Regions from separate parts of the Homo sapiens genome. Here region 2 is linked to region 1. A link is a loop called in an ENCODE intact Hi-C map of the cell type or tissue named here. Cell type or tissue: PC-9. All regions are shown on one strand. Each heading gives the region's core, and the rest is flanking DNA. Links, peaks and the distances in the headings are about the cores only. Region 1 has its middle 9.5 kb from the start of CLEC7A. Region 2 has its middle 26 kb from the start of KLRB1.

Region 1 (5,385 bases), core at 239-5,238:
GAATTGGCCATATAAATGCTAAACCATCACAGCTGTAACTCATGTGCTTAATGCAACGCTCCCTTTCGACCCCCACGTTCTCACCACCTGTTTCTTTGTTTGATCACCAATAAACAGTCTGGGCTTCCGGAGCTCGGGGCCTTCGCAGCCTCCATAACTAGTGTTGGCCCCCTGGACCCACTTTCTCTCTCAAACTGTCTTTTCTCATTCCTTTGACTCTGTTGGACTTCGTCACCCCCACGACCTGGTGTTGGGTCCGATCACCACAACAAAAAATTAGTCGGGCATGGTGGCATGTGCCTGTAGTCCCAGCTACTCAGGAGGTTGAGGCAGGAGGATCGCTTGAGCTCAGGAGATTAAGGCTGCAGTGAGCCGAGATCCTACCACTGCACTCCAGCCTGAGCTACAGGCTGTCTCAAACAAACAAGAAAAAAGAGCAAGACAAATCAAACAGAAGAGTATGAGGCATTGTCCTAAAAGACTTCCCTGGTAGTTTAACTTCAAGCTGCAGAGCATCCTGGCAATTAGTTTTAAGTAGAGGACAAAATAACTTGACATTTCTTTTTTCTTAGGAAGTCAGATTATAATGAAAATCTAAATTGACAGAGCCAAAAAATTCAAAAGATTCAGGAGAAGGGATTGTAGTCATGGCAATGAGAGGAGGAAAAAATAAAGAAGTACAACCAGGTATGTTAAGTAGTGAGAAAATGGAAAGAACAGTGTAGAAGATACACATGGAGGTTTTGTGATAAGGTAAGGAACCTAGAAATAATGTTGAGAAGGAAATAGGAAGAAAAAAAGGCAATTCAGGCTGGGGGTGGTGGCTCACGCCTGTAATCTCAGCAGTTTGAGAGGCTGAGGTAGGCAGATCTCTTGAGGTCAGGAGTTCGAGACCAGCCTGGCCAACATGGTGAAACCCTGTCTCTACTAAAAATACAAAAATTAGCTGGGTGTGGTGGCAGGTGCCTGTAATCCCGTTTGTACCCACAACAGGGACAGTCTATTTCAAGGGTGGATTTTACCCCCATGCCCATTGCTCAAGGGTCTCCTGAAACTATCTCGGGCAGTCAAAATGAAAATGGTCAGTTTGGGACTCAATGTCCTTGGTCAACTGCCTTGTTCCTGCTTCTTCCAGTTTAACTCACTGAACCCCAGGACTCCTTTTCCTTGAAAAGGTGGACATAGAAAACTTATAAATAGGCTATTTATGAGTTTATAAGTAAATTTCATATACAATAAATAAACAGCCTATTTATAAGTTTTCTATGTCCTCTTTTTTTAAAAAAGTGTTATTTCTTCTCCTCCCTCCTTTTCTTCTGACCATTTCAATACGATATTACACTTACTTCTTTTTCAAGAGTACAATCAGAGAAAAATTCAATTAAATGAATTTTAGAATTAATCCTGAAACCAAGTTTTGGTATTTTTAAACTTATCATTTACTTGAATTTTGAATTGTCTTTTTTCGGAGGGATGGAATCTCACTCTTCTGCCCAGGCTGGAGTGCAGTGGCGCCATCTTGGCTCACCACAAACTCTGCCTCCCGGGTTCAAGCGATTCTCCTTCGTCAGCCTCCCTAGTAGCTGGGAAAAGGAGTCCTGGGGTTCAGTGAGATAAAATGGAAGAAGCAAGAACAAGGCAGTTGACCAAGGACACTGAGTCCCAAATTGGCCATTTTCATCTTGACTGCAGGAGATAGTTTCAGGAGACTCTTGAGCAATGGCATGGAGGTAAAATCTACCCTCGAAATAGACAGTTCCTGTCGTGGGTACAAATGGAGAAACCTTGGAAGAGAAGAAAAAGCATCTCCAAATGTGGGAGTCAAGAAAAAAAATGGCATAGGAAGCAAAATTCAGCTGTGTATGTTTATTTGTTTGCTTTAGGTTACCTGTGGGTCATCCCTCTTTATTTTACCCATAGCGGCTCTGTGTTCCATTGCATTCACTTTTGTTACTTTATTGGACATCCATGTTTCAGTTCTGTATCCTATAACTCAGCATCATCTTTAGTAGAAAAATACAGCAGAATGTGATGCAGGACAGGCCAAACAGGAAGGTCTCTGGACTGTCCCAATATTGATTCAACCAGAGCATCTCTGATGTTGCTTTTTTGATAGGTGGAAATTTTATATACAATTTCATTTAGAAAAAAAGCAATTGAGCAATGAAAATATTTGGAAGCTAGTCACCTGACAAATTCCATTCACTTTTTAAAAGAGGGGTAACAGGCCGGGCACAGTGGCTCACACCTGTAATCCCAGCACTTTCGGAGGCCGAGGCGGGCAGATCACTTGAGGCCAGGTGTTCAAGACCAGCCTGGCCAACATGGCAAAACCCCATCTCTACTAAAAATACAAAAATTAGCAGGGCATGGTGGTACAGGCCCGTAATCCCAGCTGCTCGGGAGGTTGAAGCATGAATCCTTTGAATCCGGGAGGCAGAGGAGGCTGCAGTGAGCTGAGATCCTGACACTACACTCCAGCCTGGGCAACAGAGTAAGACTCTGTCTAAAAAAGCAAACAACAAAAAAAAAAGGTGGACACAGTGGCTCACACCTATAATCTAAGCACTTTGGGAAGTCTAGGTGGGTGGATAACCTGAGGTCAGGAGTTCGAGACCAGCCTGGCCAACATGGTAAAACCCCATCTCTACTGAAAATACAAAAATTAGCCAGGAATGGTGGCACGCCCCTGTAATCCCAGCTACTCGGGAGGCTGAGGTGAGAGAATTGCTTGAACACGGGAGGCAGAGATTGCACAATTGCACTCCAGCCTGGGCAACAGAGCGAGACCTCACCTCGAAACAAAATAAATAAATAAATAAATAAAAGAAACAGCTCAATATAGGTGAATTAAATTACATAAGAAGGAAAAAACTTCAAGTTACTTGTAGAGCTTGGAATTTCAGAGTCTACGTTCTACCCAGTAAATGCAGCATGTGGCATTGCTGCTTCTGACTCTGTCACTGATGGACTGTATGACTTTAGATATATTGTTTAATTTTCTATGCTTGCTTCTTCACCAGTAAAATGATAATGGGTCTTAAATCTCTGTTGGGATCCTTGTATGGCAAATAAGGTAAGTACAGAAAAACTGATAAAAATAGATTCCTTGTGGTGTTTGAGCTCAGCTAAGCCAGCATGAGTTAACCAAAATGATGTGGCAAAATCAGCAGGCATGAATGAGGTGACGGTGCCATCTGCTGCTTCGTTTTAGGAATTTCAAGGTAAGTTAGAGGAATTTAATCTATTTTATTCATTTGCAAGTAAAACTGAAAAATTTCTGCAGGCTAGACCTGTCTCATAATAAAAATGGCACTTTCATTCTGCTAAAAGGCATCTATGGTTCTTCATTCCTAAGGAATTATCATCATTAGGAGTTAGCTTCTATTAAGATCACCTGTTAGAGTTCAATAATTACCATGTACATTTATTTTTAATTTTAAATTTCTGCCACCATCAGTTCCTAGAAAGAAGGGAACATATCTTGCTCAGTACCAACTCCCAGTGCCTAGAGTGATGCACTGACTACATTAAATGGATGAATAAGATCATATAGCTAGCTATTTTTAATTTGTTTATTTTCTTCCTCCATACCACACTGTAGGCACCATGAGAACAGGTTCTAAGTATATTCATTACTGTCAACCCTGTTAGCACTAAAGAAAGAAGGTATTCACTAGAGCGTTGATAAATAAATGAATTAATTAATGAATAAACCAAAAATGAGAAAAAAACAATTCTAATCCATATATCTTTGTAAAAATAAGAGTGAAGGGGAAATCAAAATATCTGAAGTTGTTATTTTTTATCTAACTTACTGAAGTATATATTCAGCCTTTTAAAAATTACACAGCTGGTCAGGTGCAGTGCCTAACACCTGTAATCCCAGCACTTTGGGTGGCCCATGTGGGTTGATTGCTTGAGGCCAGGAGTTCGAGACCAGCCTGGCCAACATGGTGAAACCCTATCTCTACTAAAAATACAGAAATTAGCTGACATGGTGGTACATGCCTGTAGTCCCAGCTACTCGGGAAGCTGAGGCACAAGAATAGCTGGAACCCAGGAGGCGGAGGTTTCAGTGAACCAAGATCGTGCCACTGCATTCCAGCCTGGGCAACAGAGCAAGACCTTGTCTCAAAAAAAAAAAAAAGTACATAGTAGATATCCTGTAGCATTTTCAAAATATAACAAAGTAATAAGACAGGCATAAGTAATTATTTTAATTTGTAAAAGGTTTGGTATTTATTGTAAATAAATAAGACAGTGTTGTATAAGCTTACCGAAGGCAGACAATTTGATATTTATGAATATACTGAGATAGATTTCTGCTATCAGTATTATAGGATGCTTTACTGAATTTGAATTATTTATAATATTGCTATTGGATTGTATGTTATCTGAGAGTTGAGATACAAATTATCTATCAGCTGTGCTGTTAAAGGAGTAAAAGAACTAGGGAAGATCTGAGACATTTGACTGTTTGTTGGAATATAACATGGACCATTAAATTTAACTGTGTTGTCACCAAAGTTCAGTTTAATAATTATCAAAGCCCTCAGATTTCCTTATGGTCCACATACAAGTCAGATGGATGATACTCCTACTTAATTCTGTGCTTCCCAACTCTGTCAATGCTTAGAACTCCTCAATTCTTTTATATATATATGAATAACAATTAAAATATATGCATATGTAAAGAATAATATTAAAAATATACCCATATATTTTTAATTTACTTCCAGGAAACGAGTACTCCATCAGTAAAAATGGCACATTTTTACAGGTGTTATCCATCATGGGATGAGGGGGATCATGGAAAAGTGGAGATTAAGAGGATCTGGGAGATAAACACAGATGCAAAGGAAGTACATTTGAAGATATTAATATAAAGATGGAATGTCTTAAATTTGCTCATTTTACTTGTTACATTTTAAAAACTTGAACAGGCCTGGCGTGGTGACTCACGCCTGTAATCCTAGCACTTTGGGAGGCCAAGGCGGACGGATCACCTGAGGTCAGGAGTTCAAGACCAGCCTGGTCAACATGGTGAAACCCTGTCTCTACTAAAATACAAAAATTAGCCATGCATGATGGCGGGTGCTTGTAATCCCAGCTACTCGGGAGGCTGAGATGGGAGAATCGCTTGAACCCAGGAGATAGTGGTTGCATTGAACCAAGATCACGCCACTGCACTCCAGCCTGGATGGCTAAGTGAGACTCTGTCTCAAAAAAATAAATAAATAAATAAACAAGCAAAAAACCAAAAACAAAACAAACAAAAAAACCTTAAACAATAAATTCAGGAAAGTATACACATTCTGCTAAGCCAGCACAGCCCAAAGTTTACTGTATGAAATACTCTAAGGTAATTGGATATTTGAAATT
Region 2 (5,385 bases), core at 102-5,101, 510 kb before region 1:
TGTGAAATTGATCCTGTCATTATGATGTTAGCTGGTTATTTTGCTCGTTAGTTGATGCAGTTTCTTCCTAGCATCGATGTTCTTTACAATTTGGCATGTTTTTGCAGTGGCTTGTACCGGTTGTTTCTTTCCATGGTTAGTGCTTCTTTTAGGAGCTCTTCTTGTAAGACAGGCCTGGTGGTGACAAAATCTTTCAGCATTTGTTTGTCTGTAAAGGATTTTATTTCTCCTTCACTTATGAAGCTTAGTTTCGCTGGAATTGAAATTCTGGGTTGATATGAAATTCTTTTCTTTAAGAGCGTTGAATATTGGCCCCCACTGTCTTCTGGCTTGTAGAGTTTCTGCTGAGAGATCCGCTGTTAGCCTGATGGGCTTCCCTTTGTGGGTAACCCGACCTTTCTCTCTGGCTGCCCTTACATTTTTTCCTCCATTTCAACTTTGGTGAATCTGACAATTATGTGTCTTGGAGTTGCTCTTCTCGAGGAGCATCTTAGTGGTATTCTCTGTATTTCCTGAATTTGAATGTTGGCCTGCCTTGCTATGTTGGGGAAGTTCTCCTGGATAATATCCTGAAGAGTGTTTTCCAACTTGGTTCCATTCTCCTCGTCACTTTCAGGTATACCAATCGGACGTAGATTTGGTCTTTTCACATAGTCCCATATTTCTTGGAGGCTTTGTTCATTTTTTTTTACTCTTTTTTCTCTAAACTTCTCTTTTTGTTTCATTTCATTCATTTGCTCTTCAATCCCTGACACCCTTTCTTCCACTTGATCAAATCGGCTACTGAAGCTGGTGCATGCATCATGTAGTTCTCGTGGTATGGTTTTCAGCTCCATTGGGTCATTTAAGGTCTTCTTTACACTGTTTATTCTAGTTAGCCATTCATCTAATCTTTTTTCAAGGTTTTTAGCTTCTCTGCAATGGGTTCGAACATCCTCCTTTAGCTTAGAGAAGTTTGTTATTACCAATCGTCTGAAGCCTTCTTCTCTCAACTTGTCAAAGTAATTCTCCATCCAGCTTTGTTCTATTGCTGGAGAGGAGCTGCATCCCTTTGGAGGAGAAGAGGCACTCTGATTTTTAGAATTTTCGGCTTTTCTGCTCTTGTTTCTCCCCATCTTTGTGATTTTATCTACCTTTGGTCTTTGATGATGGGGACACACAGATGGGGTTTTGGTGTGGATGTCCTTTCTGTTTGTTAGTTTTCCTTCTAACAGTCATGACCCTCAGCTGCAGGTCTGTTGGAGTTTGCTGGAGGTCCACTCCAGACCCTGTTTGCCTGGGTATCACCAGCAGGGGCTGCTGAACAGCAAATATTGCAGAACAGCAAATGTTGCTGCCTGATCCTTCCTCTGGAAGCTGCGTCTCAGAGGGACACCTGGCTGTATGAGGTGTCAGTCGGCCCCTACTTGGAGGTGTCTCCCAGTTAGGCTACTTGGGGATCAGAGACCCACTAGAGGAGGCAGTCTGTCCATTCTCAGATCTCAAACTCTGTGCTGGGAGAACCACTACTGTCTTCAAATCTGTCAGACAGCTTTGAAGTCTGCAGAAGTTTCTGCTGCCTTTTGTTCAGCTATGCCCTGCCCTTAGAGGTGGAGTCGACAGAGGCAGGCAGGCCTCCTTGAGCTGCGGTGGGCTCCACCCAGTGCAAGCTTCCCGGCTGCTTTGTTTATCTACTCAAGCCTCAGCAATTGCGTACGCCCCTTCCCCAGCCTCACTGCCGCCTTGCAGTTCGATCTCAGACTGCTGTGCTCTCAGCGAGCGAGGCTCCTTGGGCATGGGACCCTCCGAGCCAGGCGCGGGATATAATCTCCTGGTGTGCCATTTGCTTAGACCATTGGAAAAGTGCAGTATTAAGGTGGGAGTGCCCCGATTTTCCAGGTACCATCTGTCACGGCTTCCCTTGGCTAGGAAAGGGAATTCCCTGACCCCTTGCGCTTCCTGGGTGAGGTGATGCCCCGCCCTGCTCTGTGGGCTGTACCCACTGTCCGACAAGCCCCAGTGAGATGAACCCATTACCTAAGTTGGAAATGCAGAAATCGCCCATCTTCTGCATTGCTCACACTGGAAGCTGTGGACTGGAGCTGTTCTTATTTGGCCATCTTAGAACCTCATGCCAACTGTCCTCCCTAATCTTTTATTATGCAGATGGGTTCTCTACCTGGCCTGTGCCTTGTTGCCTGTTCCTTTACTGTACATGTGATGACAAGAAAAGAAGATGGACCCTCCATGTTGAACATGCCTGGCCCTCAGGTAGCCCTTTTCTATTGGCACAGCTGCTGGCATTCATCTGTGCAAGCTTCCAGCTTGCTCATGTATGTCTGCAGCTCGATTTCTCAGGCTGCTCTTTGTTAGAAAAGAAATGATTTTTTGGGCTGCTTTTTGTTAAAATGGAAAATTCTGCCTATGACTCTGTTGTCCTTACTATCTGCCTAAATAATTTATTTCTATGTCCTGTATCACTGGATTCCCCCCACCTACCAAGTTGTTCTTAAAAACTGCTCCCTGAATGCTCTAAGAGACTGATTTGAGTTTTGAATAAAACTCTGGACTCCCACACAGCTGCCTCTGCATGAGTTACTCTTTCTCTATTGCAATTTCCCTGTCTTGATATATTGGCTCTGTCTAGGCCTTGGGCAAGGTGAACCTGTTGGGTGGTTACATTCTCACTGTTATAATTTTTCAAAGGTGATTTCAGTCATGCCACCATCAGTGTAGGTCTCACCTGGGAGATTGTTAGAAATGTAGAATCCTGGACCCAGTGAATATGAATCTGCAGTTTTAAAAGATCTCCAGGTAATACATAGATGAATTAAAGTTTTAGAGCTAATGCTATAAGTGACATGGCTTCTTGATAAGTTATTTTCCGATTTTCAATCTGAGGTCCCCTGGGCTGCCTGCATGGATGTGTGGATAGGGGTTGAGGAAAAGGATGAACATTGGTGTTTCTCTTCAAGAGTTTGAATTTGATGTTTGTTTGCACACTTCAATGTATCTGTATATTTTAAAAAGTGGAGCAGTTATTCCTAGAGTGAAACTTTTGTATTCACCTAGAAAATCCATTTCAACTATCTGAGTTAGTTTACCAACAGTTCCCAGAAGAGGGCGCTGCAATGCCTTTCTTTTTCTGTCCTTACACCTGTGTACTGAAGTCAGAAACTAATTGATGAAATGTTTAAATCCACATTATTTCATTGGAGGTACCAATACTTGTATTTGCTAAGTAGATATTCTTTTCTTTACTTTGTAGATGAGTAAACAGGAAGACTGAACTGTTTCTCAACTCCCAAATTCAGGCTTCTTTCAAAATCTACAGTATCATTGGGGGCTGTTATACCAGGACACATGGAGGTGAAGAACTAAAGCAAAATCGTGTCTACTTCACAGTTTTGCCTAAGGCTGGGCTTAATTCTTAAAAAGGTAGCTCTGCTCTTAGTTGAGTGGTCTGGCTAAATTCAAGCAGATTAAACCAGTGTTTATTGTGTTGCTTTGCTAAAAGCCTTTTAGCTGCTTTCAACACAAAATGTTATCCATATTGCTTAGACTTTGCAAACGTAAATAAAATATTCTGTTATGAGTTTTGCAAGAATTTTGAGGGTGAGTTAATGTCAAGGTACCTCTGAACAAGATTTTATACATGTATAGGATGAACGGGACTGCCTTGATGTTCCCCTCAACTTGACTAAACTTTAGACAGATTTCTCCCTGACGTATCACTCCTTTACTTCTCTTTTCTTAGATTGTTTACTTTAGAAAACTTCCCACTATAAATTCTTTCTGTCTTCTTATTTGAGATTTAAATTTTTCTCTAGCCTTTTATCGGTTTTGCAACCCAGGAATATCTTTCTCAAAGACCTGGGAGCCATTTCTTTGAAAAATAATCATCAAGAAAAATAGTTCCCTTATCTTCCCATCTCTGTGGGAGGGTAGTACTCTAACTTCCATATGTGCCAGTTAGCAAATACAGATGGCCTAATCATGTTGACCCACCTTCCCCACTAATATTCTCCAGAACTTTTTCACTAGCATACTCCAGCCTTTACAATCTCTCCTGCTTTTTGTTCAACAGATTTGAATACAGTCTCTCTTTCTTATTGGAACAGGCTTGACACCTATTGCAACAATTTTGAATAAAGTCTTCCTTGCCTATTTAACTTTGTCCAATGCAATTTTTCTTTGAGAATAGCCTACAGAGATTCAAATACAATAAGGTTATTGTATTAGCTACTTGCATACTACTAGCATTCTTTATGACTCATTATTAGAAAATAATAAGTGCAATTGAGGAATATGGGTATTTTTCCTCTACAATTGAAACCACTGAAAAGTAATCCTATAAACAAAGTAGCCCCTGTCCAATGTCTTTCCCTTATATCTTCCTAAAACACATTATTCTACTGTTCTTCCCACTTCAAGGGCCACAGTTTCTCATTTGCTGACTTTTCCTGTGTTTTCCTCTAAATGCAAAATTAAGATTTTATTCTTGGCTCACTTCACTTCTGTATTTACACAGGTACAGATGTGTAGATTAACAGATCTAGTTGTCGCTTCCACAGTTACCCTTCTGCAAACCTGTTCCACCTAGCAGTCAGAGGTATCTTCTAAAATATAAAAATGCAAAAGTATCTTTTCTCTGCTTGAAGTCCTTCAATAGCTCCTTTTTGCAGTTAGAGAAAAAAATGATACCCAAATCCTTCTCGCTGTTTAACAAGGTCCAATACAATCTAGCATCTTTACATGTCCTCAGCCTCAACCTTCACCACTCATCCTTCTCCACTTCTGCCTCCACTGCCATGTTGATCATATTAGATCCACAAGAACTTCTTTCCATTCCTAGCACATGCCAGGTTCCCCTTCCTTAGGCCCTTTGCTCCTGCTGTTCCCAAGGTAAGGAATGCTCATTCCTCAGATCTATTTTGGTTATGACAGCTGAAAGCTTTTTCCCAAAGATCTGGAACAAAACATGGATGGCTACTCTCATCACTCTTATTCAGCATAGTACTAGAAGCCCAGCCCAAGCAATTAGACAAGAGGGAAAAATACAGAAAATCTAAATTAGAAAGGAGGAAGTCAAATTGTTCCTGTTTTCCGATGACATAATCTTATATATAGAAAACTGGAAAGTCCACCAAAAAACTCTCAGAAAGGATACAAGAACTTAGTAAATTTTCAAGACACAAAGTTAAGACAGAAAAAATCTGTAATATTTCTATACACACACAATGAACTAGCTGAAAACAAAATCAAGAAGGCAATCCCATTTGCAATAGCTACACACACAAAAAAACCTAGGAATAAATTTAACCAAGGAAGTGAAAGATCTCTATGTTGTAGGAAAATCCAGGTTCTTGTCACATGACTAAGATAATTTAGGCATGAGGACTCATT

What was found. Peaks named below come from ENCODE experiments on the same cell type or tissue, not always from the same donor. Only the 100,000 strongest peaks of a DNase experiment are listed, where the experiment ranks them.
Region 2: a loop joins it to region 1, with 11 times the contacts of the local background. A loop is called at or near these places in 4 of 110 quality-filtered maps.

Annotation. Positions count from the first base shown.
Region 1 is chr12:10,137,014-10,142,398 of GRCh38, forward strand. No RefSeq gene overlaps it. Among named protein-coding and RNA genes, the nearest start is that of CLEC7A, 9.5 kb to the left of the region's middle. In PC-9, for the core only: CTCF peaks have their summits at 3,196 (motif pointing left) and 3,400; no DNase peak of the experiment used is centred there.
Region 2 is chr12:9,631,280-9,636,664 of GRCh38, forward strand. It overlaps the pseudogene LOC374443. Among named protein-coding and RNA genes, the nearest start is that of KLRB1, 26 kb to the left of the region's middle. In PC-9, for the core only: a CTCF peak has its summit at 3,088 (motif pointing right); a DNase peak (open chromatin) is centred at 3,172.